2 separate regions of the Homo sapiens genome follow, and region 1 is linked to region 2. Evidence: read pairs that join two places in POLR2A ChIA-PET (ENCODE). Cell type or tissue: MCF 10A. All regions are shown on one strand. Links, peaks and the distances in the headings refer to the core of each region. The heading gives the core; the rest is flanking DNA. Region 1 overlaps BSN (bassoon presynaptic cytomatrix protein). Region 2 holds the start of SEMA3F-AS1 (SEMA3F antisense RNA 1).

What was found. ChIA-PET counts read pairs that join two places held together with the same protein. Peaks named below come from ENCODE experiments on the same cell type or tissue, not always from the same donor. Only the 100,000 strongest peaks of a DNase experiment are listed, where the experiment ranks them.
Region 1: POLR2A ChIA-PET joins it to region 2 with 5 read pairs; 1 of 35 experiments calls an interaction of 5 or more read pairs at or near these places.

Annotation. Positions count from the first base shown.
Region 1 is chr3:49,631,078-49,646,545 of GRCh38, reverse strand. BSN (bassoon presynaptic cytomatrix protein) reads right to left here. Exons shown (of 12, transcript NM_003458.4): 3 at 3,394-4,278. Among named protein-coding and RNA genes, the nearest start is that of APEH, 36 kb to the left of the region's middle. RefSeq lists a silencer at 1,361-1,544 and enhancers at 7,355-7,854, 7,855-8,356. In MCF 10A, for the core only: no CTCF peak of the experiment used is centred there; DNase peaks (open chromatin) are centred at 7,915 and 9,505.
Region 2 is chr3:50,155,396-50,169,871 of GRCh38, reverse strand. SEMA3F (semaphorin 3F) reads right to left here. Exons shown (of 19, transcript NM_004186.5): 1 at 14,308-14,476; 2 at 10,138-10,297. The coding sequence starts at 10,249. LOC124909484 (basic proline-rich protein-like) reads right to left here. Exons shown (of 2, transcript XM_047449434.1): 2 at 14,083-14,476. The coding sequence ends at 14,083. It overlaps SEMA3F-AS1 (SEMA3F antisense RNA 1), which reads left to right and starts at 13,787. Exons shown (of 4, transcript NR_135301.1): 1 at 13,787-14,138. RefSeq lists silencers at 1-134, 2,142-2,436 and enhancers at 2,142-2,436, 2,368-2,982. In MCF 10A, for the core only: no CTCF peak of the experiment used is centred there; DNase peaks (open chromatin) are centred at 11,551, 11,861 and 12,541.

The DNA.
Region 1 (15,468 bases), core at 5,207-10,206, 520 kb after region 2:
CCTATTCTACATGGGAGGCAACAGGACCTCTGGCCTGATGCCCCTGCTGCAACCCCTACCCCAATGAGCAAGCCCAGCCCCATGTATCACAGGTGCAAGGGACTTTGCCCAGGGAGGCCCGACTTCTCAAGGGCACAGCTGGAATTTTGGCAATGATGATATAATAAGAGACTGGTAATGTTACTGTCACAATTCCAATTCAACTAATTTCTTCACAAACTCTATTTTGAACTGAACGTCAATTAAAAATTAAGCCAGAGAGTACTATTATCCTTCCAAAAGACAAATAGGTAAAAAAAACTGGAATCAACAACTCTTAATTATGAAATGACTCACTAAATAGCACTATGGTTATTTTTTTTCAGAGGAAAGTTCAAAAGGAAAAAGGATCCAATTCTACTCTCTCCTCTATTGTGTGCTCTGAACTCCCAATCTAGAAAGAAGAAAGATTTCTACAGCTCAGAAATGTTCAGGAAAATTTCCAACCTATGGGGAAAATTCCCAACCCACTGGCCCAGATGGTTGACTGTGGCCTCAGGTGGAGTCCCAGGAGGTCTAACAGGGCTGTGGGAGCTATGAGGGGGGCTCCACGGGTCTGTCCCTTCTTTGTGCACAAAGACACAGCACAGTCGTTCTTAAGCAGGCAAGGTCCAGAGAGAGACAGCCATGGCAGACCCACCCTTAGGACCTGGAGAAGGACCTGCTGGCCTTACCACCACACTCCCAAGGCAGGGTAAGTGTCTCTGGCAAGTGCTGAGAAATCAGAAACCTCTAACCAAGAACACACCAAGTAGGTCACAGAGAAGCACAAAATTGCTCAGGATGCCAAGTGGCCATTGACTGAGGTGAGATCCAAGACAGACCACAGCCTGGTTAGGGGCCTCAGTGAAGAAAAGCAATGCTGAAGGGATGGTGAACATATCAGCACCAGCCCCTTGCAAGACCCAAGGCAGGTGAAGCTGCACAGAGGTTTTGGTCATTGTGTGGGTAAGGGAGGATAAGGACGGAAGGACTAAGGCTGTGAGCATGGGTGGGAGAGAGGCCAGATTCTTGTGACAGTGGGGAGGCAGAGCTGGCAGGGCTTGGTCCATGGAGCAGGTGCAGAGGTTAAAGAGGAGGAGGTGAGGATGACCCCGGGCTGCTGGCTTGCATCTCTGGTGGTGGATGGTGGTACAGTCTCTATGGTGGGAATCATGGGAGAGGCATTATGGCCGCCTATCCACACCTTCCCTAGAATAGCTGCAGGCCCTCTGGGGACAGCAGCATTGATAGGGAGAGCTATGAGAAAGGAGTTAGAGAGACTTCATCACCCCTGACTGCTGTCAGGAGCAGCCTGAGCTGGGGATGAGGTAGGACCAGGACTAGGACCAGGACATCCCCCAGCTTTCTTTCAGGCCCATGGGACCCATCAGACCCTATGGAGATGAGAGTGGTCCTGGCTAAGGAGGGGGCAGTGGGGCAGGACATGGAGACAGCAGGAAATTGAGAGAGGTGTGATGGGGGGAACACCGGCCATCAAGAGACAGAAGCTCCAGGGTCCAGGATAGCCAGAACCAAGCAGCTAATGAGAGGCCTAGGCCAGAATCCAGACGTTTCATCTAGTCAGCGTGTGAACGAAACTCTTCTGTTTGGGCAGAATCAGCACTTCCCGTGGCCTGGCCCAGGGACGGCCAAGAGGAACTGTCAGGAACATTTATGCTCCTGGACAGAGACAGTTTTCCCCTCCCATTCGTGCACATTCTGCTTAATAAGGAAATGTGGGCTGGGAGGTCTCTTGGGGACAGGAGTCCTCCAGGCCAGGCCAACTCAGAAGTCCACTGGGGCTCACAGTCGCTCAGTGTCAGTGTGCCCCACCTGACCAGCAGTGAGCTTGTGCCTGGAGGTCTCTGGGCAGAGCAGCCAGCTAGGGTTCTCCTAGTCTTGTGGTGACACCCTGGTGCACCCCTTTCCCCGAGCCAGTGAGGCAAACTGTCGCCAGTGAGCCACCAGATCTAGAGCTTGGAGAGTTGGCTTCGTGGTGCCTAGAAGACCAGATGGGTGCCACATGAGGAGGTCAGTTGTCTTGCTCAGGGCTGCCCTTCCCTGCATATTGGAAAGTGTGGCCTTTGGTGGCCAAAGTAGTCTTCCTAGTCATGCTGGGGTCCCACGGGGACTCCTGTGGAGTCCTGGCCCAAGGGAAGTCAGAACAAGGTGCCACAGAGGCCATGGCAACATCATGCTCTCCTCTCTTGTCCCATCCTGGGCCAGTGGTGGTTTGCACTCCGCACACCCCTGTGCCACCATCAGCTACAAATGGCTCAGCCCAAGAGACCAGAGGGCTCAGGTGGCTCCCCATGTGCAAGAGGCAGGGCCTTGGCTCGAACATCTCCTAACGTGACACAGCTGGGAAACACATTCATCTATCAAGACTGAGGGCACTCTAAGGAGACACACCAAGCTACGCCCAAGGCAGCATGGTAAGGGTCACATGGGTGACCCTGGGCCAGGGAGAGTGGGCCACAGGACTGAGGGAGGAGCAGAAGCAGCATCTGCTCCTGGCCCAGGCTGGTCTAATTCTGCCAGGGCACCTTCACCTTCTGAGCCTCTTGGGCTGGACTCCAGGCTTCGAGGGAACACTGAACCTTACACTGGGCCTCCTGCTCCCTCCTGCCTAGCACTGCACAGTGCTCAGTGCCCTTCCCTGGAGCAGGGGCTGCGGAGAGAATGGCCACAACCCCAGGTCTGTCTCAAACCTTCCTGTGGGAAAGAGAAGCATCTCTGAGCATCCCCAGTAGCAGCTCTAAGGAGAGCCCAGCCCCAGCCTGGGTAAAACATGTGGACCAAAGGCTGTGACTTTGACAAGTAGACGTCAACACTTATGACCTCAGAAGAGACAATCAAGGTTGAATACCACCTTGCTGGGCTGGAGCCTGGACAGTGGGACATGCCCTGCCCCATTGTGAGAAAGCCTCCCACCCCACCCTGGATGTGGGACGCAACCCTCTGCATCATGGCCATTCGATCCCCACCCCTCTGAAGGTCACAGGTCCATGGCAGTGTGGGACCTCAGGTTCTCCTATCTGAGCAGGGGAGGTTGGTGTCTTTCATCAGGGCCATGCCCATGGTAGCTGGAAATGGGGAGGCCAGCTCAGGGACTCTGGGATCAGCCTTAGGGCACTAGTCTGAGTCAGTAGGCACCATTACCCCCAACTCTGAGTGAAAGTTAGTTCTGAGTAGAACTGGGGCCTGAGGTAGGGACAGGAAAGGGAATGCAGCCCCTCTGCAGCATTAGTTGTACAGGAGCAGCCCCATGGCTGCTGCAGACCCAGAACTCTTTCTGGTTCCCATGACACTCACTACCCAGGCCCGGCCTCTCATCAAGGTTCAAGGGAGCATGCTTGGTCCAGCTCTTACCTCCACCAGGTGGGGTGTTGGGTTGAAGCCACACAGGTTGCACACCTGGAGCCTGCAGGTGGTGCATGTGTTATAGTTGGCTGGGCTCTTGCTGCCCACGTTGAGCTCGGCTTGGCACAGTGGGCAGATGGCCCTTTCCTTCGGCATGGTCTTTGGCTTGGCAGCAGCCTTCGATGCTGCCTGATGTTCTGCTCTGCCATGCTTTGGACTGGTTGTTCCCCCAGTTTTCGGCAGGGCTCCAGGTCCAGATCCAGGACCCATTCTAGCCCCAGGCTCAGTTTTGGCTCCAGGTGCTGGCCCAGGCCCGGGCCCTGAGCCCAAGGGTTTTGGGCCAGCCTCCTTGCTGGCATCATTGAAGACGATCTTAGGTGTCCCCTTGCTGGGGGCAGGCTGGCCCTGGGTGTCAGCCTCGGGCTGCACAGACATGAGGGTGCTCGCCTGGGTTAGCAGTGACGCGCCAAGGCCGAAGAGCTTACCAGTGAGGCCCTCCTGGGTCTGCTCAGTGGCACCAAGCCCAGCGGGCACTGCGGTGGCACTTTTGGCCGGGGCCTCTCCTGCAGGTGGCCTGGGCTCAGCTGTGGAAGGCTTGGTGGGTTGAGGGGGCTGAGGAGACACCCTCCCCACCTCTGGAGGGGCAGCTGCTTGGGCAGGCCCCGGCACTGAGGTGGCCCTGGCTGTCTCAGCCTGGCGGGACCCAGGCTGTGGTCCTCCTGGGCCCCGAGATCTCTCTTGGTCTGGCTTCCCCAGGGGCTGTTTGGCCGGGGAGTGGGCAGGAGACAGGGCTGGGGAGTGCAGCTGCTGCTGGCTCTTGGAGCGAGGTGCAGTGGTCATGTCCATTCCCAGAGCCCTCTGCATCTGACAGTTCAGACAGAGCCACTCCTTCACCTGAGGAGAAAAGCAAAATAGTCAGCAGGGTGGCCAGGATTGGCAGTACTCATGGCCCAGGTCAGTGCAGGCCCCACAGCAGCCAAGGCCACTCCTAGCACAGGCAGGAGCACCAAGCCCTGCTCAGGCATTTCTGGGCTGCCAGGTGGCAGGGCTGAAGGACAGATGGCACTCCCCTGCCCTCTAGGAGTTGCCAGGCATGTGAGGCAGTGGAGGCAGTCCCATCCCCCACCCCACCCCAACCACCAACTCACTGCCTGCCAGACCCTCCTGCTTGAGAGTCCTCCCCGCCACCCCCTGGCAGTGCCTCAGATCTGTGCACCCCAACCTCCCGCTCGGATGAACCCAGTAGCCTTCCCCTGCTTCCCACTTCAGGCCATTTGCACATAGCAGCCAGACTGATCTTTTAAAACCTAACCCAAGAGGAAAGGCATGGCCCTAGAGCAGTGCTTATATGCAATGGGTATTCAGTAAAAACTCACATAATGAATAAATAAGTGAAGAGTAATACGTGGGAGAAGGAGGCATAGAGAATAAAAAGAAACCATGATTCCTATCCTGAAGAAGCTTAGAGTCTAGCTGAAGAAACAAGATACTACAGAATGAAAAATCTTGAGAACAAAATAAGCGAGGGTAAAGTAATGCAATGTAAGTGACTGATGTTAAGTAGAATTTTTTAAAGCCTTTTTTTTTCCCTTAAGGAAGATAGCTTTTTAAAGAAGTGGGATAATTCATGCCTCCAGAGCAAACGAGACATGTGCCGCTATCCATGTGATAAACACATAGTTTCCCTCTGCCATTAGCCCTGTGCAGGGATGGGCACGTGACCTGGCAAACAGAGTCGGTTAGAGCCCTCCACGTTATCTGGTAATGAACAACAGGAGAGAGGGTCTTTATTCGTTTTCCTTTGGATTACTAATCAGAAGGATGTAGCTTTGCAGCAGCAGTAGTCTTCTTTCCCAACATACAGAGAGATGCTAAGAATGATGTCCATAGATGGTAGGAGTCAACGAAAGGAGAAAGGAGTAGATCTGATGACTTCATTCCATTCCCTGGATCTGGCTATGCCCCAAGTCTACCCTTGGACTTCCAGTTACATGACCCAATAATTTTTCTCCAAAAACCCACATGTAAATCAGAGCATCTCACCAATAGGATCAAACACTCTAAGTGGATTTCCACCACACCTTGGGAACTCTTCAGCACAACTCTGTGACCCAACCCAGCCCCACCCCAGCCTCCCCCTCTCTCTGGTCTCTTTTCCTGCCATCTCCCCTTGGCTGTTTCACTGCAGACACTCTAGGCTGTCTGCTCTGCCAAGTGGTCCCCTGAGCTCATTTCTGTACCAGGGCCTTTGTACTCCTTATTCCCTCTGCCCCCTGGCCCAGCTTGTTGTACAGATTTCAGATGAGGTAACACTTTCCCACCAGGACCTCCTCTGGCCACACAATCTAAAATGCTCTCCTTTGGCCAGGTGCGGTGGCTCACACCTGTAATCCAGGCACTTTGGGAGGCAGAGGCAGGAGGATCATTTGAGGTCAGGAGTTCGAGACCTGCCTGACCAACATGGTGAAACCCCATCTCTACTGAAAATAGTAAGAATTGGCCAGGTGTGGTGGCGAACGCCTGTAATCTCAGCTACTTGGGAGGCTGAGGCAGGAGAATTGCTTGAACCCAGGAGGCGGAGGTTGCAGTAAGCCAAGACTGTGCCGCTGCACTCCAGCCTGGGCAACAGAGTGAGACTCCATCTCAAAATAATTAAATAAATAAATAAAAATAAAACACCCTCCGGGTACTCTGTGTCAAATCACCCAGCTTATTTTCTCCATAGTGCTTATTCTTTCCCAAAGTGTCTACTGATTTGTTGTTTACAAGGTGTCTTCTGTGCCCCAAAGCAGCCCATGAGCTCTCGTTGATAGGGTGTTCTCAGGGCTGCACACAACATGTGGTACAGAGCAGGGCTCATCCCAGAGGGGCTTGCTTCATTCATCCTGGCAATTTGGTCATGCAGGTCATAGCTCAACAAGGTGGAAGCCCCGAGATTTGGTGCCTCAATGAAGAGTCTCCTCCTCATCAACCAGAGCTGAGGCTGGAGGCCAAGGTTGTTCTCTGTCTGTGGTTGCAGCCAGAGGTTCTAAATGCACCCTATTGGCCACCCAGTCATCACCAGGGGAAGGTGCCGTCTCATCTCTGGGGCAGAAGGCCCCTTTTATTTACCCACACGTGGCTCCAGCCCTGCTCTCTGCCTTGAGGCCCCAGGGCTACTGCTACAGGTTGACTTGCCAGTTGGGGGACCTGGGCTCAGGTGCCTTATCCCAGCAACCCAAGGGCAGCAGCCAAGAAGAGGGAGAACACTGCACTTTGGCAAGCACCCCCTTGTGCCAAGCACCACATAGGGCATGTTCACAGGCATTCTCTCATTTTGTCCTCACAGGAGAGAAAACCAAGATCTGAGATGTTTTAGCAATGTGTTCTCAATGGTTCCCTGGCTAGGAAGTGTTGCTGCTGGCAAGATCAGCCCTGACAGCTCTGCGTAGCTCCTAAACCACAGCCTGGACAGCCTGGAGCCTGGTGCCTTCTGTAGTCCTGCCTCTTCCAAAGGCCAAGTCAGGCTCTAGAAGTCAGCACTGCAAACCCTGGCAGAGCCCCCCAAAGGCCAATCCCAGTTCTAGAAACTCTAAGAACAGTGATGCCGAGGCAGTGAGGTGAGAAGCCATCCCACTAGCTGGGAACAATTAACCCACCCAAATGCTTTTTAAGAAGCAAGGCAGGCCGTGCACCGTGGCTCACGCCTGTAATCCCAGCACTTTGAGAGGCAGAGGCGGGCGGATCATGAGGTCAGGAGATCGAGACCATCCTGGCTAACATGGTGAAACCCCGTCTCTACTAAAAATAGAAAAAATTAGCCGGGTGTGGTGGCACATGCCTGTAGTCCCAGCTACTTGGGAGGCTGAGACAGGAGAATCGCTTGAACCTGGGAGGCAGAGGTTGTAGTGAGCCGAGATCATGCCACTGCACTCCAGCCTGGGCAACAGAGCGAGACTCTGTCTCAAAAAAAAAAAAAAAAAGAAAAAGAAAGAAAGAAGCAAGGCAGCTTTGTCTATGTTTGGGTAGAGAAAGCCAGAGAGAAAACAATTTCAGTCCCTGAACCCAGTCTAAAGACCTCTTTAGAAAGGTCATTCTTGGGAGGGAGGGGCTTATTCCCATCAAAGTGAGAGTTCCCCAGAGCAGGCCATTTCTACTCATCCAGAGAGGGACCCTGGAAGGGGATTACTCCTCAGAGGGGAAGCTCAGCCTCTGGCCCAGGGTGGCAGCCACAAATTCAGTTCTTCCCGTGGGTGCCCAGCCCACACCCAACGTCCCATCTCTCTCATTCACCTGGGCACTGCAGCATGCCCTGAGGTGAGACTTCTTCCTGGGAAAGGGAATTTAGGAGGTAAGGCTTCTTATCCTGCAACTTTGGGGTGACTGTCCCTGGGGTTCTGAATCAGGCTGAACAAAGGCACGTGCCAAACCGCCTGCACTCACCGCCAGAACTTTCCTTTCCCCAGCCCCTGTCATCCAGGCTGTGGCACAGGCATCTCACCTAAAATAGAACTTCTCCAAGAAAAGGCTGAAACGCCCCTCAGTGACTCATCGCCCAGATGGGTGCAGCTATTTCTATCCAGCCTCTTCCAGACGGTAAGGAACCTTGACCGCACCCTCCCCACAGCCCCTCCCAGGCTCAGGCCCAGCATGCAAGGCCTCCTAAGGAGGACACTGGCTGAGGGAGCTCTCTGAGGCCAGCAATACATCCCCCTCTCTGCCTCCCCGACAGATCCCCAGCAGTTTCCTGGGAGGAGCCCAACCTCAGTCTCTTCCTCCATACTGCAAGGCCCCTATCCCCACACTCAGGGGGATGGAGGCTGTCCACGGGGTAGGGAGAGAGATGATGGCTGTGCACCCCAACCCACCCGCCCACCCAGCCTGGGTATACATGAATAGTTCTGTGGCAGACTCCACTGGCCTGAGTGCCAGTACAGTTAGAGCCTTCCTTAGCTGCACACAGTGATGCCTCCTCATCAAGAGGTTGAACCCAGAAGGCTCCCTGTGGCTCCTAGGCCCTCTCCAAGCTGGCTCTCCATCAGAATCAGAGGGACTATCCTTTTACCAGTGTGACAAGAAGCCTCAGCTAGGGTTCTGCTGTCTAATACCTCCAAGATCCTGATCTGGCACATGGGCAGGAGATGTGCAGGCTACCAGCCACGAGCCTCGTGTCTCAGGAGCCTTCCTGGGGCTACCCTAAGGTGGACAGCTCTGTCAGACATTAGCTTTGAATGAGCTGACTCTTCTTGCTAGCAAGGAAGCCCATCTTGCCATCTCCAAGGACTGGTAGGGACCTCCATGGAAGCCCGTGCACCCCGACCCAGTGGGGGCCTAAGTGGCAGTAAGGATGGGAAGGCTCAGTGCAGTACAAGGTCAAGAGGTGGTTTAAGAGGTGGGGGAAGCAGAAGCTGCAGGAAGCCTTCCTACAGGCTTTGCAGGGAGCCACTGCCACCTGTCTGCTAGGGACTTGGAAACATAGGACCCTGTGGGCTCTGTAGCTCTGAGAGGACTTTCTCCCTGAGAAGAGTCTTTTTTAGCTGCTTCCTTACTCAAACTATTCAGTGTGCAGAAGGGCAGCTAAGGTGGCACTGGCCAAGGATCCAGAGGCTTGGGGCCCAAGCTGGAGGCTGTATGAACTCTAAGTTGAATGAGCAGCTGTGATCTGTCTGCAATGGTCACTCCCTGGTAATTCCTCCACTGGGCTCTGGAGCAAGGAGGGCAGTTCTGGGAAGAGCTTCTACATCTTCCCTGCAGGAACACTGGCTGCACAGAGTGTCTCAGCCCTCAAGGGTGGGACTCAGCCTTGCTTGCCATATCTGGCCCCAAAGGATGCTCACAGGGTGGAGTCTACCTCACGGTCACCTCCATGGCTGTCAGGAAGCTCTGAGAGCCCCCCGAAGTCACATGTTCTCTTCCCACTCGCCTCCTCTCACCCCCCCAGCAGCAAGGAAAAGGAAGGTTGCAGACGTCACTCAGCCTTCTTCCTGTGGAGAGCCCCAGCCCTACCAGGGAGAGCAGGCATTCAGTGTTTCAGATCACTCAGCACTGACATCACGCCTGATGCCGCATTTATGCTTTCCATTTTGGTACAAGTTGAAACATCACAGAAACAGCTCATAAAGGAGCCCTCCCTGCAGGTGCCAAATCTAGAGGTTCCTGGGAGGGCCCCACTGGCCAGTGTGACTATATGCCTTTCTGGGCTATGAGTCACTGGCCAGGTCTCATCAGGAGGAACATACCTTCCCATGCCCCCTGGACAACAAGGACAGGCCGATGTGCAGAAGGGCAGCTAAGGTGGCAGCTGAGAGGGAGGGAGTCAGGCCTAGCCTGGATACTCACCCTGGTACAGCAATAGACATGTTGCCTGCCCCATCTAGCACCTTACTGTCAGCTAGCTGACCTCAGGCTTAGGAAGCAGGTACCACAGGGTCCCAGTGGGCAGGGTCACACTGATCCAGAGCTGGACCAGCCAGGGGAGGCCTGTGCCAATCTATCAGAGCCCTGAGGAAGGTCTTGGGAACCTGCCCAACATCTGAGGTCAGGATCTGGGGAGTGGAGGCTGAACCTAATCGCACCTGGGGCTAGAAGACCTCACTGGCTTGGATCTCCACGAAAGGGAGAGGATCCGTCCCCTTGCTGATCCCTGGACACATCTGTCTCTCTGCCCTCAATATCTCTTAACTCCTCCCACACTGCTCTGGACAGCCCCCCTCCCGACCCAGGATGATCTGGTGTACCCTGTAACACACCCCATCCATGACTGGCCAACTCCCCTGCACCCTCCCCATACACACTCCTCTTAGTCACCAGTAACCCTCTCCAGGAGAGGCTGGACCCTTGGACTAGCCTCAACTTCTCCTTAAAATCCCCAGGACCCTTTGGTTCATGCCCAGCTTCCCCTCCTGGCTTCTGCTGCCCTCCCTCCAGGCCCCTTTATCCTGGCCTGCAAGTCCTTGGCCCTCGCCTCTTAAACTCCTGCTAAATGACTTCCATGGTCACTCCAGATGACCTGCAACCCACATGGGGCTGAGCTGCAGACCACTTCTCAAAGCTCACCGACTGGAATAATTAATTGCTGTACATTGCATTATATGTAAATTTTAGCTAAAAAAGAGAAACCTTAAATAAATACTGAACTCTAGTTAATGATACGCTTGAAGTGCTTAGTGGGAAGTATACTGATATCAGCGATGTACTTTTTTTTTTTTTTTGGAGGGGGACAGGGTCTGGTTCTGAAGTGCAGTGCCATGATCATGGCTCTCTGCAACCTCCACCTCCCAGACTCAAGTGATCCTCCCACCTCAGCCTCCCGAGTAGATGGGACTACAGGCATGGCGCCACCACACCCAGCTAATTTTTGTATTTTTTTTGGTAGAGACAGGGTTTTGCCATGTTACTCAGGCTGCTCCTGAATCCCTGGGCTCAAGCAATCCTCCCACCTTCGCCTCTCAAAGTGCTGGTATTACAGGTGTGAGCCACCATGCCTGGCCCACTGCAATGTACTTTGACATTCAACAAAAAGATGGATGGATAGATGGACAGACAGAAGAACAAATAGATGGTAGAATGGATACGTGATAAAGCCAGGAGAGGAGGGGTTCATTATAAATCCAGATAGTGGCTTTGTGGGTGTTCCTTGTACAATTCTTTCAACAATTTTGTAGGCTTGAAAATATTCATAACTTGAGGTTGGGGGTAAAAATGACTTGTCAACCTGGTTGTTCTGTTTTGCTCCACCCAGCAAGGCATCAAGAGCTCCTGTGATGGGCTCTTGGCAGTTGACTCCCCACTACTGCTCAGATATTCTCCCCTCCTGGATCCCTTGGCCCTCCACTTGCTGGCCTTTCTACTCTTCTTTGCTTATCCTTGCCAGCCACCTTTGCTGGGTTCTTCTCAGTGCTGGGGAGCCCAGATCCTGACACCTCTTCTCTCTGTCCACATCTCTCCTATGGCACTTTAAATGTCACTATATGCTTGTGAATATGAAACAAAAGTCTCCATCCCAACCTGCCTGTTTCATGCCAGGGTCTTAGATTTGTCAGGCACCTTCAACTTGGCAATGGCCCAAACAGAAAAATTCTCTATCTCCATCTCCTACCCTCCACATCCAATCCAATTCTGTCTGTTTAGCCACCCAAACACACCAGGAATCTATCATGGCTCTTCGCAGTCATCATCACCACTACCCCAGCCTCAGCCTCAGCCCCCTCTGCCACTCTGGCTCCCAGAGCCCACCCGCTACCCCTGCAGGCTGTTCTTCACATAGCAGCTGGGCGGGGGAGGGGTGTATATATATGTGTGTGTATGTGTATGTGTTGTTTTAGTGTATATGTATATATATGCACACACATATATAGTGTGTGTTAAAATAAATATTAAATTGTAATTTTAACCATCTTAAAGTATACAATTCAGTGGCATTAATAATTCATAATGTGTAACCATCACCTCTGTCTATTTCCAGAGGGTTTTTAAAATTAGCATTATTTTTGGCCGGACACTGCGGCTCACGCCTGTAATCCCAGCACTTTGGGAGGGTGAGGCGTGTGGATCACTTGAGGTCAGGATTTCGAGACCAGACTGGCCAATGTGGTGAAACCCCATTTCTACTAAAAATACAAAACTTAGCCGGGTGTGGTGGCACATGCCTGTAATCCCAGCTACTTGGGAGGCTGGAGGTAGAGGTTGCCGTGAGCCAAGATTGCATCACTGCACTTGAGCCTGGGCGACAAAGCGAGACTCCATCTCAAATGAACAAATAAAAAAAAAATTTTGCATTGTTTTTATTGTGGTAAAATACACATAAATTTACTACCTTAACCATTTTTAAGTGTACAGGTCAGTGGTATTGTATTCATAATGCTGTACAACCATCACCACCATTCATCTTCGTAATTCTTTCCATCTTGCAAATCTGAAACTGTACCCGTGAAACTCCCCATTCCCCCTTCCTCCAGCTCTTTTTTTTTTTTTTTAAAGGCAGAGTCTTGCTCTGTCATCAGGCTGGAGTGCAGTGGCACTATCTCAGCTCACTGCAACCTCCGCCTCCTGGGTTCAAGCAATTCCCCTGCCTCAGCCTCCCAAGTAGCTGGGACTACAGGCATGGGCCAACACACCCCGCTAATTTTTTTTTGTATTTTAGTAGAGATGGGGTTTCACCATGTTGGCCAAGATGGTCTCGATCTCCTGACCTTGTGATCCGCCTGCCTCGGCCTCCCAAAGTGCTGGGATTACAGGCATGAGCCACTGCACCCGGCTCCCCTCTTCCTCCAGCTCTTGACAACTACCATTCTACTTTCTGTCTCTGTGACTTTGACTACTCTGACCACCTCATATTTGTCTTTTTGTGACTGGCTTATTTCACTTAGCATAATGTCCTTAAGGTTCGTCCATGTTGTATCATGTGTCAGATTGTCCTTCCTCTTTAAGGCTGAATGATATTTCGTTGTGTGTATGTATGTATATACATATATTTTGCATATTTGCTCATTTGTCAATGGGCTGTTGGTTGTTTTCACATTTTAGCTATTGTGAAAAATGCTGCTGTGAACATGGGTGTACAAATATCTCTTCAAGACCTTCCTTTCAATTCATTTGAGTGTATACCCAGAAGTGGAATTGTTGGATCATATGGTAATTCTATTTATAATTTTTTGAGGAACTGCCATACTGTTTTCCAGAGTGGCTGTACCATTTTACATTCCTAAAAACAGTGCACAAGGGTTCCAATTTCTCCACATTCTTGCCAACATTTATTTATTTATTTTTACAGCAGCCATCCTTAACGAGTATGAGATGGTATCTCACCGTAGTTTCAATTTGAATTTCTCTAATGATTAGTCATGTTGAGTATCTTTTCTTTTTTTCTTTTTTTTTTTTTTGAGACAGAGTCTCGCTCAGTTGTCCAGGCTGGAGTGCAGTGGCGTGATCTTGGCTCACTGCAACCTCCACCTCCTAGGTTCAAGCGATTCTCCTGCCTCAGCCTCCTGAGCAGCTAGGATTACAAGTGCCCACCACCACACCCAGCTAACTTTTGTATTTTCAGTAGAGACAGAGTTTCTCCATGTTGGCCAGTCTCAAACTCTTGACCTCAGGTGATCCACCCGCCTCAGCCTCCCAAAGTGCTAGGATTACAGGTGTGAGCCACCATAGCCGACCTATGTTGAGTATCTTTTAGGGAGTTATTAGCCATTTGTATATCTTCCTTGGAGAAATGTTTCTTCAAGTCCTTTGCCCATTTTGTTTTTCAGAGACAGGTTCTAGCTATTTGCCTAGGCTGGTCTCAAACTCCTAGGCTCAGGATACCCTCCCACCTTAGCCTCTCAAGTATCTGGGAAGACAGGTGTGTATCACCACACCTGACTCCTCTTTGCTCCCCCCCACTTTTTTTTTAGACACAGTCTGGCTCTGTCACCCAGTAGTGCGATCTTGATTCACTGCAACCTCCGCCTCCTGGGCTCAAGCGATTCTCCTGCCTCAGCCACCCGAGCAGCTGGGAGCACAGGTGCCCACCACCACGTCTGGCTTATTTTTTTATTTTTAGTAGAGATGGGGCTTCACCATGTTGCCCAAGCTGGTCTCAAACTCCTGAGCTCAGGCAATCTGCCTGCCTGAGCCTCCCAAAGTCCTGGGATTACAGGCATGAGCCACTGCGCCTGGCCTCTTTGCCCACTTTTAATTGGGTTTTTGTTTGTTTATTTCTGTTGTTGAGTTGTAAGACTTCTCTGTATATTCTGGATATCAATCCCTTATCAAATATATAATTAGCAAGTATTTTCTCCCATTCTGTGGGTTGCCTTTTTACTCTGTTAATAGTGCCTTTAGATGTAAAAAATTTTTAAATTTTCATGAAGTCTATTTTGTCTATTTTTTCTTTTGTTGCCTGTGCTGTTGGTGTCATATCCAAGAAACCACTGCCAAATCCAATGTTGTGAAGCTTATCCCCTATGTTGTCTTCTAAGAGTTTTATAGTTTTAGCTCTTATGTTTAGGTATTTGATCTATTTTGAGTTAATTTTTGTATATGATGTAAGGAAAAGGTCCAACTTCATTTTTTTGCATGTAGATATCCAGTTTTCCCAACACCATTTGTTGAAAAGATTGTTCTTTCCCTACTGAATGGTCTTGGCACTCTTATCAAAAATCATCTGACCGTATATGTGAGGGTTTATTTCTGGGCTACGTATTCTACTCTATTGGTCTATATGTCTCTATGCCAGTACCACACTGTTTTGATTACCGTAACTTTGTAGTAAGTTTTGAAATCAGGAAGTGTGAGTTCTTCAGCTTTGTTCTTCTTTTTCACAATTATTTTGGCTATTTGAAGGGCCCTTGAGATTGCATCAGAGGGGTGTTTTAAATGCACATCTGACCTTCCTACTGCCACCTTCCCAAACCTTGGGAGTGCATCAGGAGACCCCAGCAAGCCCAGCAGGACCTGCATGCCTTCTGGTCCTGTCCTGTGGTACAGCTGTCCTGGACCTTTGCTCCTGAACCCTCACATGAACAAAGCACATCCCCTCAGGCCTCCTCTTTTTCCAACTGCCTCCCATCCAGCAATTCTGACATTCTACAGCCTAATGCTCTCTTTGGAGAAGCCCCCAATAACTTTTTTTTTTTTTTTTTTGAGACAGAGTCTTACTCTGTCACCCTGGCTGGAGGGCAGTGGCATGATCATGGCTCATGTAGCCTAGATTTTCCCAGGCTCAAGTGATCTTCTGACCTCAGCCTCCCAAATACTTGGGACTACAGGCATGCACCACCATGTATCTTTGCACCATGTATTTTTTTTGTAGAGATGGGGTTTCGCCATGTTGCCCAGACTAGTCTTGAACTCCTGGGCTCAAGTGATCTGCCCACCTCAGCTGCTCAAAGTGTTGGGATTACAGGTGTGAGCCACCATGCCCAACTACCCCCAGGAATCTTGTCTCAGCATCGTACCAACAGCACCCGCCATAGCCCTCCCCTCCTTGACCCCAGATGTGATTGTGTGTTTGCTTGTGTGGTTCTTGGTGGCAGTGGTGCCTCCTGCACTGGTCTGAAGGCTTCACAGAGCTGAGCAGCACATCTGCTTCATTTCTACCTGTTTCTCCAGTGTCTGGGACAG
Region 2 (14,476 bases), core at 9,472-14,471:
ACCAGGCCCCAGCTCCCTTAAGGGACAGGGACTTGGGACAGAAGGAACAAAGGAACCTGGGACCTGAGGTGGCATCAGTGGGGGCCAGGGCTGATGCAGACCCAGCCTGGTCATGTCCTAAGGCCAATCCCCACATCTGCTCCACTTGTCCCACGCCCGGCTCTGGCAGCAGGAGCGCCATGCCTCCTCGAATGCCATGGCAATGTTGAGGGAGGGGCTGGGCACAATCAAGGGTTCTGTGGGGATCAGGACTCCAGCCCAGATAAGCTTTGACCTTAGGGGGAGGAAGGGTGGTGTGCCTGGGTGCTGTCTCCTGGGAAGGGCTCCCCACCCCCATACTCTCACCCAGGCTGGGCACAGGTTGGGAGGGGTGACATCCGGGAAGGATTTTCCCATCATCGGGAAGGAAGAGCCTTTTCTGGCATCAGACACCTCATTTCCGCAGCCATTCCTGGCCTCCAGGACTCTCTCATGGCCATCAAGCACTTGGGGTCCCAGCCCAAAGCGGCCTGGCACAGGTCCAGAGGCAGGACCTTCTCAAGGCACACGGGGCTGGGTCCTGGGGGCCCCCGGTCCCTCATATCTGGGAAGCAGCTGGTGATACCTTACTTTAAAGGTGCGGGCAGGTGAGGACAGGCACTGAGGAGGCGTGTCCACAGCCCTCACCCGAAGACCCCAAGTGGGCAGCCCCTACCCCTTGCTGCTGGTCTCCAGGACATCAGGTCTGCGTGCAGTGAGGTGTGGGCTGCCGCAAAAAGAGGAGTCTTGGAGCAGAGGTGGGCAGCCCGCCCCCTTGGTTATAGCCCCACAAAGCAGCAGGCCCTGACTGACAGCGTCACCTCCCCCAGCAGTGATGGGGACTGGGGATGATAGACAGATCCCTGCAGCCTAGCTCAGACCTCTGACCTCTAGTGAGCCAGTGCAGCCCTAATCCCTGAGCTGAAGAGAGATGGGACTGGGGGACAAGGGGAGGCACCAGCCTGGGTCTTTGTCAGTGTTTCACCCACCGGAAAGACAGACCTCCTGACCTTCTGAGGAGGGAAACTGAGGTAGCCAAGGCTATAGTAGCAGTGGCGGCAAGAGGCATGGCAGGGCCCAGGTGGTCCCTACCGGATACCCCCACAGGATCCAGGAAGGGGTGGCCCCGGCCCTTTTATCACTCCCCCAAAGCTGTGAGGAGCCCCAGAGGAAGGCCTGGGGACTGGGCTGGCCCCCTGGCTCTCAGCCTAATCCTCTTTTAATGAGCGGCCAGCCGGAAGGCCTCAGCCCATGGCCACAGACCTACAACCCCGGGAACCCCAGCCAAGCTAAGCGGGGGGGCAGGGAGGCCCAGATGCCTTTGTACGTACCTTCCTCCTGCTTGGCACACCCACTTACACCCCAACGCCACCCTGATCAGGCCAACCCAGGGCCCAGTATGTGCAGAGACACACCTGAGTGACGCCTGCCTTGGGCTCCCACAGACCCACTCTTGGGCACTTACCATTTGTTCAAGCCCAGGTCCCACATGGGGCTGGGCAGGGGAGACTATCACTGCTGATCTGGGGTAGCTCCTCCAGTTCCCCCTTTTCCCCCTATGCTCTGGATGGGAACCCTAGAAGCCAGACCCCAGCTGCACCCTCCCTGGGGAGAGGTTCCAGGTTCCTCTGACCCTAAGCCCCTGGAGATCTGCCCCCGCATAGCATCTCTAGCCAGGCCTTCCAGATTGGAGACCCAGAGGGCCTCCCTAGGAGCCATCCACACCAACCCCCGCTTCCCCCCAGGTAGGTGAGCCAGGTTGGTGCCAACAAAACCAATTACAGCCACTCTCACCCAATTAGCAACTAATTATGGTCTAGTAGTCCATTCAACATAATTAACATGTAAATGACTCCGCGTGTTTTTATTCAATAACCGCTCTGATTGAATTTAATTTAAATGTCTGAACTGGGGACCCAGTTACCGTATTTCACCACCTAGAGCTGCCACTCTAGGAAATGTGGTGGGAAATGTTGGCTCCTCCAGAGCAGAGGAACCGAAGGCCAGAGGCCAAGGGGACAGGCACCACTGGCTCTGGTAAGGTGGAGATGGTTATGGTCTCTGTATCCCTGACACATCTATCCCAGGGGTGCAGGGAATTGGTGAGGTCAGAAGAGCCCCAGTGGGACCCTCAAGATGGGAAATCCCCTGCAACGAGGGGCCCCTTTGCAAGGGCTACTGTAAACATCCCAGCTGTTCAGTAAACACCGTACAGGGGTAAAGAGCCCAGCTGGGCCAAAACGCCACTGTACACTTCCCTCCCATTTCAGTGACTAAAGGCTGGGGGCAGGGGGCAGGGGGCTGGGGCCAGCAGGTCCAGGCATGCTGTTCCCACGCCCGTTCCGCCCCAGTGCTCACCTACTCCGCCCAGGACAGGATAGGCTGAGGGCACAGCTCAGCCTCAAACCAGGAAAAGCCAGAAGTGACGGAGCAGCAGGATCACTCCCTGACTCGCCAGCCGGGAACCAGGGGATCCATGCCTCATCCCCGAAGGACACCCAATGACTTCGGACCTTCTGTCCCAGCAGATGGGGTCTCTCCGGCCTCGGCACCTCCACTGACCCCTGCCTTCCCCATGGTCCATGCACCTGACCATCCTAGGCCTGGGCTGGTAGTTCCAGAGGCCTAGACGTCCCACTTGGAACTTAACAGTGTGCATGGTTGCCTGTGAGAACACATTTGGGCATTCACCAGCTGGGCAAGTCAGGGCTCCGGCTCAGCTTTGGAAGGACACTGTGGTCAAGAGACCTGGTCCTGAGCAGGGGGTGGGAGAAGATGACCAGACAAGCAGATCACACAGGAATGTGCCCCAAGAAGTATGAAGGGGATGGAAAGAGGGGATTGTTCTGAAGGGGAGGGCTGCACTGATTCATTTCTCAGGTGGGGAGAGTGAAAAGGCCATTCAGTGAGTGCCTCCAGTTTCAGAGGCCCCCGGGGGACCCACCTCCTCCTCCCACATTCCAGACCTGGCCCGGAAACCCCTCACTCCTTCCTCCACCACCTCCTCCTCCCCATGACTGCAAAAGACAACAAACTCTCCATGGCTCATTTACTCTGATAAATCACCCAGACAGACAGGCCAAGATGGGACCAACAGGCTGGTGGGTGTCAAAACCCTCCCCCTCCCCTGGGCCCAGCCCCCATCTCTGCGGCCTTCCTCGGATTCCTGCGGTCCCTGCAGCCCCTTCACAACACCCACCCAGAGATTCCCGGGATGTTCCAGACAGTCTTAGCCCCTCCCCAACATTCTGATGGAGAAACCGAGGCACAGGGCAGACAGGTGCATGCTTGGGGTCAGCCTTGGAGGATGCAGTGAGGCTGGGTTAGGACCTCAGCAGGACTCAGCAGGTAGCCAGTCAAGGGCAGGCAGTGAGCACTCCGCACAGGCCCCAGGCCCAGCCAGGAAGGCGCTGATAAAAATGGCAATACAGGCAGCCCTGGGAGAGGCCCCCTGGAGTGCTAGCCACTCAGCCTTGGAGCTGTAGGAGCCCAAAGGGCTCCCAAATTCTAGCCGCTCTGCCAATTGTAGTGTATGACCCTTAGAAGGCAACCGTGCTGGCTGAACAGCAGACACACGAGGCAGTGGACTCTGGCCGGGGGAAATGAGGGCATCAGCACCGAGCCCCAAGTGGGAAGGAACAAGGCTCTTGGCTGGGTACAGAGACGTCCGAGGAAAGAGCATGTCCGGGTAGGAAGCCAAGAGGGGTGGCAAAGGGAGGGGTGGAGGCAAGGGGGAGTAGGGGGAGGAAGGAAGGAAGAAGAGTGGGGGAAGGGGGATCCGGAGCTGAGGCTTCCTGATCCCTGGAGGGGCCGGTTGCTTTGGGTCTGTCTTTGCCCTGCAGAGATGCACCAGATAGCCAGTGCTCCCCTCGGCCCAGTGAGAGTGCCAGAAGTCAGCCCAGCCCGTCAGCCCGATGAGCCCCACTCCCTCCCCAACAGGCTAGCCCCCCAATCCTAGGCCAGCAGCCACTGCCCAGACCCCATTCGTTGCTGGGTCAGGACCAGTGGTCAGGGACTGGAGCCCAGGAGGCCTCCACCCTCTCCCTGGGGCTGCCCAGCAGGCTGGGTGGGGGGCTGTAGGCCTGCCAAGCTCTGGCACCCACGTGAGCTAGGCTTTGGATTCAGACCATAGCCTTCTGGCATCCAGGCCTCTGGCAAAGGCCCTCTTGCTATTTCTAAGAAAAATGCAGCAGGAATCCTCTCTGCTTCTCCAAAGCTCCCAGGGCTTCTTGAGGCGGGGCTCAGATTCCCAGGATAGCACCAGGCCAAGCCAGGCAAACATGCTTTCTGCCCAGCCCTGCAGATGCCTGAGTGAGCAGCCCAGGTCTGGTCACCCCTAGGACACACGGCAGGAGCTGGAGCAGCATTCACAGAAGGAGTTATTGCAGCCAACTGTGCGTCCCAACCAGGCCTTGGAGCCAGTCTCTAGGGAGCTACTTCCAAGGCATCACTCCCGCCAAATGCATCCGTATCACTGGAATTTTTCCATAATACATATTTAGTACCTCTGCCATGAGGAAAAAGAGCTTAAAAACCAGAAACAGAAAGTAGAACTCTACATCCTTGTCCCAAAAGCAAGACTGCATCTAGCATCTGTCCTCTTCCCCAGGTGCTGCACCACATGCACCCTCCCTGTGCTCCAGCTCTTCCCTCCCCTACAACCTCCCCTCCCCTGCTCAAGATGCAGCCTCCTCCATGAAGCCTGCCCAGATACCCATGGTAGGAATTTTCCTCCTCCTGACCCTACTCCACCCACCCCACAGGACTCAGGGTCCTTCCTGGAGTCCTTTCCAAATACCATCTCCCTTACCAAAAGTTAGAATTCTGGAGGAAGGGGTGAGGCAGTCTGGGACTCCTTGGGGCATGCCCCTGGACCTGCCCTCACCTGCACACCAGCCTCAGGATCGCTCCTGGTGACTGAGATTTCTTCCACAGTGACCATACTCACACAGTTAATCCTCCTGACAACACAACGAGGCCAGTATTGTTCTTACTCCCATTTTCCAGAAAAGGCAGTGGGAACACAGAATGATGTTCACCAAGCAAGATCCACCCATGGCCAGGATGCAAGCAAGACAGTCTGAGCCCTCATGATGCTGCTTCCACAGGGCCACTGCCATTCCCACCTTACACAGGAGAAACCAGGGCTCAGAGAGGCTAAGCCACTTGGCTGAACTCACACAGCTAACACTGGTAGAACTGGGTTTTGCCTTTGGGACCAGCTAGCTCAGCCACCACCATCACCACTTCTGCATTACACCAAATTTAAGCACCCCACTCTCCTGAGTGAGGAGATGGAGGTCTCCCAGGAGTCAAGGACCAGGTACCCATGGCCCTAAAGCCACCTTCTGAGCTATTACCACCTCTGGAGGAGTCAAGGGGCCGGAGGTGCATACACACAGGTGCAGACAGCCAAGAGCCCACTCTGAGGCTCACTGTCTCCCAAGCTGCAGGGTGAAAGATGCCTTTATGGGCTGGTGAGATTTTTATCTTGGCGGTTTCTCTTTAAATTCTTTACGATTACGAAGCAGTGGGGGCTGCCAAGGAACATGATTTACTCCTTGAGCATGCACCAGCTCCTCACTTAGTGCCAAGGGAAGCTGGAGCCAGGGAAGGAGGGGCGGGCATCATGCCAGGGAACCAGAGACAAGGCCTGTGCTGCGGAGGCCCAGACAGTGGAGGTCCCATCTGAAGCTCCACTTGACCTGGAAGGCCACAGCTGAAAGCCCCAGCCCCTGGCCTGGCTGACCCAGGCTGGGCGTCAGGCAGGTTCTCCAGCAAGCACAAGGACCCTGTCTCCATTCTCTCCAAAGACCAATTCCTAGCCAGTTGGGGGATGTGCAGCTTCCAGGACCTCCCAACTCCAAAGCGGCCACTTCCAAGTCTCTCAGGAGTAAGGCAGCTCCCATTTCCAGAAAACTGAAACTCCAGATCTGGCCTCAAGGGATCTGGGCTCAAGTTCATGCTTTGGGTCTTCCTTCCTCCCTCATCCTGGCGTATCCTGGAACACCTACCCTCCCTGGCTTGTGAGCTCCAACCCCCACTGTAGCTGCCAGAGCCACCTGACCCTTGCCCAGCTCCCTGGTGCCACACTGGCCTCAAAGCTCCTGGGCCTCCTCCCCCTCCTCCCCCACCAAAGCCCCATGCCTTGCTCTGGCTGGCCAAGGAGCCCCTGGGGGGCAAGAGCATGTCCTCTAGCTCTCCAGCCCCACCCCTACTCCTGCACCAGGCCTGAGGGCTAAGGCCCCATCAAGGCTTGCTAGAGGCACCTCAACTCACATCAACTCCTGAGGGGAAGTCAACGGGCTGTGACCCTTCCTAACCTCTAACCTCATCATCTCCAAACCTGGCAACCTTGGTCCTCTGATGCCACATGCAAATGATGTGAGCGGTGGCACTGTTCTGGGCTATTGGCCTGGAGGGCTCAAACTCCAGGCTGCTCTGGAACAGGAGCCCTTTCCTCTCTTAGGCCCTGATGTTCCCATCTCTGACATGAGAGGCCTTCCTAGGGACCCTGCTCAGTGGAAGGGCCAGAGTGATGGAGGGCCGGATTTATAGCCTGGAAATAAGCAAACCCCAATTCCGTTGCTTCGGCAGACAGAGGGCATGGGGAGCCTGCCCAGTGCGACCCCAGCCCTTTCTTTGGGAAACGAGGCTAGGAAGCCTAAACCAGCACTGCAGAATGCTGGAATCTTCCTTGTTCCTAGCTCATGTGAAGGGTCTGTGCCTCCAGCACCACCACCATCCCTGCCCTCCACTCTCAGTCCTGGGACAGCCTCAGGCATCAGGCGGATGCAGGCTCCATCTCAGTCCTGCTCCTGAGTGACCTGGGAAGCCGCTCAGCCCCCGTAAGCCTCCTTCCTCACAGGAAACCTAGGCAGACCCTCTTTAGGTCTTGGAGGGACCATTGCTTGGTTATCCTCATGGGCTCCTACTACTATTTCGATTATGTTCATCTTTCCTGACCTCCCCTGGCAGGGTGACCTTCTGCTCCCTCTCCCTACTTCTGCCTCAGCTTCCCTAGCAGCACAACTGTCTCATGTCATCACAGGGTCCTTCTACCCCACCAAACATCTCTTGGCCCCAATCCCTGGCCAAACCCAGCCCAGGCAGCAGCAGTGTGTCGTGGGGTAGCTTCCTGGGAAAAAGTAAACACTCCCCAGGCTGAACAAAGGGCCTGGCAGGGCCCTCACACCTCCCTGCTGCTGCCACGGAGGGAGGTGGTGCCCCAGAGCCTGGGTCATCTCAAGGTGGGGGAAGGAAGAGCTTTTTCTCTGAGATTTGGCAGTGATTCTGCAGTGTAGGGGACTCCAGGCCCAGGCATGGATGGGTGAAGGAAGGAGGGTCTGTCCAGGCTTCCAGCCCAGGCTCCACTCTCTCAAGAGCAAGGAATGAACAAACACCTCACCTGCTCCTGGAAATCTCCATTTGACCCTCACTTCTGCCTGATTTTGGCTGTGCTGCTGAAGCCCAGAAGCTGGGCCATAGGAGCCCCCCTAATCTGAGGGAACCCTGGGCTGCTTGACCCTCACACCCTTCTGGCTCTAGACCTGGCTGGGGTGCCCAGGCGGATGGGCGGGCAGCAAACCCAAGCCTGGCCCAGTTCCTGCCTTTGTTCCTTTATCTACCCTGGGCAGTGTGGCCCCTTATGCCAGCACCTCTAGCTTGGAGGGTCCAGCCCTACCCAGGCAGGAACCGGCACCTCCCCACTACAGCAGGACCCAGGGCAGGGCAGGGCAGGGAGTGCCCAGCCTGAGCCCCTGAGGCCTGGGGTGTCAACTGCTGTGTCCATCCAAGGCACAGATGAAAAAACTATGACATGGAGCCACAGTGACCAGCAGTGCTTCTGAGAGTAACCTTCTCTGTGCCACCCACGTGTACTCTGGGAGGAAGATGGTGGGAGCCCAGTTTCTTGAAGTGTTGGTCTCCATTCTCACTCCACACACACTTGGTGGGCGCCTGCTCCTCACTGAGGGCCACTTCATGTGTGCATAACCAGGCTGAGACCACCCAGTGTAGGGGGATACACAGGGCCTGGTACACAGCAGGTGCTGGGCTCCCAGATGGCCCTGACCAACTGGATATCCATTGCTTTTTCCACCAGCTTGACTGTGAGCACCCTATCTTGTTCACCACAGAGTCCCCAGCACTCAGCACGGGGCCTGTCATACAGTAGTAAGTGAAGTCTAAGCACAAAATTAGGACACGAGACCAGGTCGGAACAGGGAAGGTCATTCAGGGCAGGGGAACCTGCCTGTGCAAAGGCACAGGAGCCCTGGGATGGGTGGCCCCAGGTGCGCTGCAGCCCCACCCCAGGCCGCCACAACCGGCAACACCCAGGCTGGCTGCCAGTGAGCTCAGCTTTTAGTCACTGCGGGTGTCGGCTTCAGAGCTAATTGAGAGGGAATCGACCTGACGCGATGTGGGCGCCGGCAAGGCCAGGACACCAGGGTTCTATTTCTGGCTTTGCCTCTGCCTCTTGCCTGACCTTGACCCTGCCCTTGCCTGAGCCTCAGTTTCTCTCTCTGGAAAACAGGAACAAAACTCTTTGCCCCTGGAGGTCCAGGGAGGCTTAGAAGGAGCACACGGAAGACCCCTCTCTGTTTTGCCCCTCCTGCTTACTTGCATGCATGATGACAAAAACAACACCCAGAGCGGACGCAAGGTCCCAGGGGTGTGGAGACCAAGCCACCCCTCCCTTCCACTATCGGGGGAGGAGACACTCTACTCTCGCTGCCAGACCCTGGGCTGGGGAGGGGTTTGGGGGAACTGGCCCCTTCAAGATTTATTAATCTGCTCTGAAGAATTCCACCAGGGAAGGGTGGAGGTATCAGCAGAATAAATATCTCACCTTCCTGGGGCCCGGGGAAGGGGGGTGCTTTCCAGCCCAAACAAATTAACTCTTCTCAGCCCATTTCTCAGGCCCTGCAGGGGACTCCTTCCAGGCACAGCCTCAGAAATTCCAGGAGCCGGGTGACTGGGAAGAGTGATGATAAGCAGCTTACTCCCCTACTCCTCCCATCAAGGGGCAGGGTGGGACGAGGCCAGGGGAGGGGCCCTGCTGGGGGACATGGTGAGGTGAGGGCTGGGCCTCCGCCAAGCCCGAGGAAGGAAAGGTCACCCCAGCCTTTCACCCCAGTATGGCTGCCCGGAAATCTGGCCAGCCAGGGCTGAGTCGACCCCACCCAGGGCAGGCGGCTGGATGAAGTTACCTCTGGCCAGAGGAGGGCCAAGGCTGAGAACTCCCAATGACCCCAGGTCCCCCAGGCCCCAGCATGGCCACTGCCCCTCACCCTGGGCCCAGGGGAGACTCTTCAGACCACACACACCCTTGAGGAAGTGGCTCTCGAGTGAGCCATTTGTACACCCATGTGTGTACCGTGTGCGTGCACCTGTCCAGTGGGTTAAGTGCAATGGTGATGGAGCGGGCGACCAGCCTCTCACTCTGCAGACCCCAGCCCATCACTGAAACCTCCCAGTGACTTCTCATCAAAGTGCTCACTGGAGCTCAGGAGCTCAGGCCCTCACAGCAGCACGTGCTCTGCCTGAACCCACCGGCGGCCTCCCTGCCAGTCACAGCCAACAGTCCCCTCCTGGATTCTAGGAACCCTTCCCACTTGGAGACCATAGGAAGGCTCCTCGAGCACCCACACCCCAAGAGAGCAGGTCCTGCTCTTCCAGTGTCCAGAGGTTCCAGTGTCTGCCCAACTGCCTGACCTTCCACCCCAGGGGCTGCTCAGGGCAGGACCAGATGCATAGCAGTGGCAAGGAGGGGCCGCAGCAGACATAAGTTTGGAAGGAGTGACATTGCCACCTCTCCAATTATCATACAGAAAGACATGCCCTACAGACCTCAGGCCACCCAGCCCAGGAACCCACAGTCTGACTCTGGAAGATGCCCAGACTCTGGACTCTTTTGCTAAGTGTCTAAATGGGTCAGTTCTCCAGCCTTTCCCAGCAAGCCACCACCTCCCCGGTCTCCCTTCTCCCCCACAACCTATGTGGCTGTACAATTTGTCCTGGTTTTGTCCTGACCCACCCTTTCTCTCGTGTGCAGAGGAGCCGAGCGCTATTGTAAAGAGAGGATGATTTCTGGGGAAGAACAAAACAGCTTCTTACCTTTGAATGAGAGCCGGACCCGGGGCGTGGCCGGGAGGTGGTCCTGGGTGGGGAAGGATGGCCAGGCCCCGGTCAGTAGGGAAGCCCAGAGAAGAAGACCGGCGACAAGCATTGTGGGAGGGGCCTAGGGCCCAGGAAGCAGGCTCCACTCTCTAGAAACCTGGGAAGGGGAACCAAGATTGGAATGTGTGAGGCAGATGGGGGAGTTCAATTTCTACCCAAGGTGAACAAAGAGGTTGATGGGTACCTCCACGCTTCCACCCCCAGCCTGGGGCCATGAATGCCCCTGTGTGCACACCTCATGTGCGTTCTTTGGCCTGCCTTTGTCTGGGGAGATAGTACCAATAGGCCCCAGCCTGGGGTCACCAGAACTGATGGGGGCTGCTGGAGACTCAAACCCTACCCCTCATGGCATGCTGAATTCCATTCACAGGGCCCAGACCAACCAGGTGATCTTAGGGCTCTTTCCAGCTCCCAGCATGCTTTCTCCTTTCTCCCCTGCATCTGTGGCCAATAAAGTGGGTTACTCCTTCTCCCTCCCACCTGGAGGAATGGGGAACAGATAGGGTGCATCCCTGCCTGCTCCAGCCACAGGTCTTCTCCCAGTACAGAGAAACCTGGACCTGATTATTACGGTAGAGGGGAGGCACAGGAGAGAGTGGGGGAATGAGACACATGCAGACAGCCCAAGATGGAAGAGAGGGAGCACCAGTCAGAAAAGGAAAGGCAGAGAATGGCAGAGTCCACTTGTACTAAAATCAAAGCAGGAGAGACCCAGGTCAGACAGGCAGAAGGACTTCCTGCCAGGGAAAACTTCCAGCTCCGCCTCTAGAGGGCAAAGAAGGGAAGCTAGGATGGCCAGTGGGCCTGGGGCTGGATCTGGGCCAGCGGCATTGCCACCTTCAGAATCCCCCATAGCCCCAGCAGGTCCAAGTTTCAATACTGTGTTTTTCAAATATTGTCTCCCCAGGCAGGCTGGCTGTTGGGTAAACGCAGCCCAGCACCAGTTGTCAGAACATATTGCTCCCTCCCGGCACAAACCAGCGCCAACTCCTACCACCACCCCCAACCGGATGCACTGCGGGTGGGGGCATCGAGACTGAAAATGTGAGCCCCATCCCCCAGATCTGCCCTGTGTACTCCCTTCTTCCGTGGCAGGCAGGACCCCAGGCCCATCTCTAGGATGCTGGGATGGGAGTTGGCAGTACTATGGCCTGGGACTCCCCTGCCATAGCTGCTCAATGCTGAGGCAAAGCCCAGGCTCCAGTCTGACTCTTAGGCCCCACTCATTAGACCCTGATGACATCCCTAGACCCACCTCCCCCAGCCCTGGCCTCTCCTGCCAAGGCAAACCACTCATGGCTCCTCAGACAGGAAGTGCAGCTTCAGCCTCTTGGCCCACTCCTTACGCGGTACCCTCTGTGTGAATGTTCTCTCCCGAGGGCCTGGCACACCGCTCATGGTCCTTCCAGATCCCCTGTCATAGATGCTGCCTCCTGGGGAGGCTAGCTGGGGGATGGGGGAATCAGAACCAGCCCCTCCTCAGGTCTGGGAGGCACAAAGCTAGTGCTGACTGAATGGCAGGCTCTGAGAAGTGGGGGCAGGTGGGAGAAATGGCTGTGCAGCCACCGTCACCCTCAAGGTGCACCTGGGAGGCCCCTGATAACAGCTGTGGATATGCACACGTTCACACTTGCAGGCCCACACACGTCCTTACAAGCATGAGTTTGCTCAAGAACTTGACCTGCTAGTGGGGTGGGGCTCAGGGGAGCTGGGAGATACTGTCCTGGCGCAAGATGCCGTCTGAGTCCCTCAGAGAGCTTCGATACTATGTAACGGGGGCTCCTGTCAACCTGCCTCCCGCCTCCCCCCTCCCCATGACCTCATTTTTTCCTTCATCCATGTTCATGGTGACAAAGTCAGTGTCACCAAGGACAGGGTTGGAGTCACCCAATGTGTCCAGAGAGGTGGGGAGTCTTTCTACTGGGTCCCTACAGGGACTTCCCATCCAAATGCTTTGGCCTTTTAAAGAGGTGAATGGGGAGGGGCTCAAGTTTGCTGGGGCCTCAGTCTCAAGTCCAGGTCCCCTCTTGGACAGCCTGGCAGGTGGGGGAAAGAAGGAGAGGGAAGGAAGAAAAGGAGAAGAAGGACAGAGAGGGAAAGAAAGGGCAAACCCACAGTGCCTTCCCCTCTGCCAGTCCCGAGATGCCTGTCACCCAGCCCCAGCCCCAGAAAAGCCCCCAAGTCACACCAAGCCCAGGTCAGTGGACAGAGGAAGAACAGCCACCGCCACCTGGGAGCCCACCAGGAAGAAAGCAGAGAAGGAGGGAAGGAAGGCTGGTGGGAGGGAGCAAGGGAGGGAGGCAGGCGGGAGGGAGGAGGAGAGAGGGAGGAGAGAGGGAGGGACGGAGGAGAGACGCTTGAACAAAGAAACGAGGAGCCGGGGCTGGCAAGGGGTGCAGGGAAGAGGCGGCCAGAGGAAGGAGTCCGGAGGCACCTGGGATGGGACAGGGGGCCAGGTGGCCAAACTGTACAGCCGGATCCAGACCGCCCAGGCTTGGAGTTGGGGGTGGGGGTGGACAGCCTGTCTCCAGGAAGGGAGGTTGGCTCCTCCGAGCTGAGGACTGCCTGGATGGAAGGGAGGCAGGAACAGGGGCCGTAGGGGAACATGGGGAGATTATCAACAGCACCCCACCCGCTACCCAGCCCCTCAGATTCCCTCCCCCACTTCAACAAGAGCTCTGTCTCCTTCTTGGCTCCTCAGCTTCCCCATCCCCCAACACCTCAAGGACCAGGAAGCAGAGCCACCCCAGCATAGCTGGGACTGAAACCCCCCTTTTGTGGCCAGGGTTTCCCAGTCAAGGTCACCTGAGCCTGGCTCCATCCTCCCCCCAAGGTATGCTGAGCAGCGAGGGGCTGAGGCTGGGTGGGCTGCCGCCTTCTCTCTGGCCCCTGCTTTCTCTCCGGCCCCCACCTCCCCACTTCCGGGCCTGGCTCCTTCGGAGCTGAAGGGGGAGCAGCAGGAGTAGGCATGCCTGTGCCCCCCGCCTGCCTAGACACTATACCCTACGGGGTCCTGGCACACCCCTTGGGTAGCCTGGGAAGAGGCCTCAGCTCCATCCAACTCCCTGGGCTGAGATGGGGCTCCCAACCCCTGGGTGCAGTTTTCCCTTCTCTGCAACTAGGATAACTACTGGGAGACTATCTGGGTGAATTCAGGAGGACAGAGGTCCCCAACCTGGCCCAGCTTCAGGGTGGACATACTGGTGTCTTTGGTTGGCGTCTCCCTTACCTCTCCCAAGCAGTAATGTTCTGGTGGCAAAACACAGCTATCTCAAAAATTAGGAGTTATTTATCCAGTGGGGCCCCCAGCCCCAGCTCCAGCCAACTCCCGCCAGCACTGCCTCATTCCTAGGCCAACTTTGATACCCTCCTGTCCCATCTGCTGGGGGCAACCCCGCCAAGCCCCCGCTGTCCCCTGCCCACTTCACCACTGGGACCCCTGGTTCAAACTAGGGATTGACCGCAGGCTCTCCAAGCTCACCTACACACTACATACAGCCGTGCCCCTAATCCAGGCAGGACTCTGCTGTAAAAGCAAACCCAAGGTGGCAGCTGGGGGTCAAGGGGCTGGCACAATGCTGGGAGAAATGCCTCAGGACTGGAGGTCCTCCCACTCTGCTGATGTGGGAGACCCCCCACGTGGGGACTGCCAGTATACCGCTTCCCTTCGGGCTGGCCAGTCCTCAAGTAGAGACACTGAGGTAGGGCAAGCGCATCTACGGGGAAGAGCGCTGCCTCGGGCGTTAATGGGAGAGAGAGCTGAGGCAGAAGGGGGATCGGAACTCCCGCTCCAGAAGCGTGAAGGTGGGGGTGTATGAGAGCACCCACCCAGAACCTTGCAGGAAAAAGTTGCTTTGCACATGGGTGACCCCGCAGGCCACATCATCCACACATCCATACGCCGCCCCGTAGGTAAGGGGTCCGGGCCTCCAGGACAGGTAAGAATCCCACCCCAGCCTTGTTGCCCCTATGTCCGCGGGCAGCCCCCCGGCTCGACGAGACCCGCTCCCCGGACACTTCTGCGGAGTTGCAGTGCCGCGGGTCCCAGAGGGGTCGCGGGGTGGCCCGGCCGCCTGCCCGCTCCCTCCCGGTTCCCGCTGCACTCACCTCTTCCGCAGCGGCGGGGCCTGGGCGCCCGGGCGGCGGCGGCGGCACGGAGCGGCTCCCGTTGGGCCGGTCCGCGCTAGCGGCCCCCCGGGGCCATGGCCCTGCCCGCGACCTCTCGCCGCTGCGCCTCAGCCGGGATCGGCGCCGCGGCCGCGGCTTAACCGGTTCC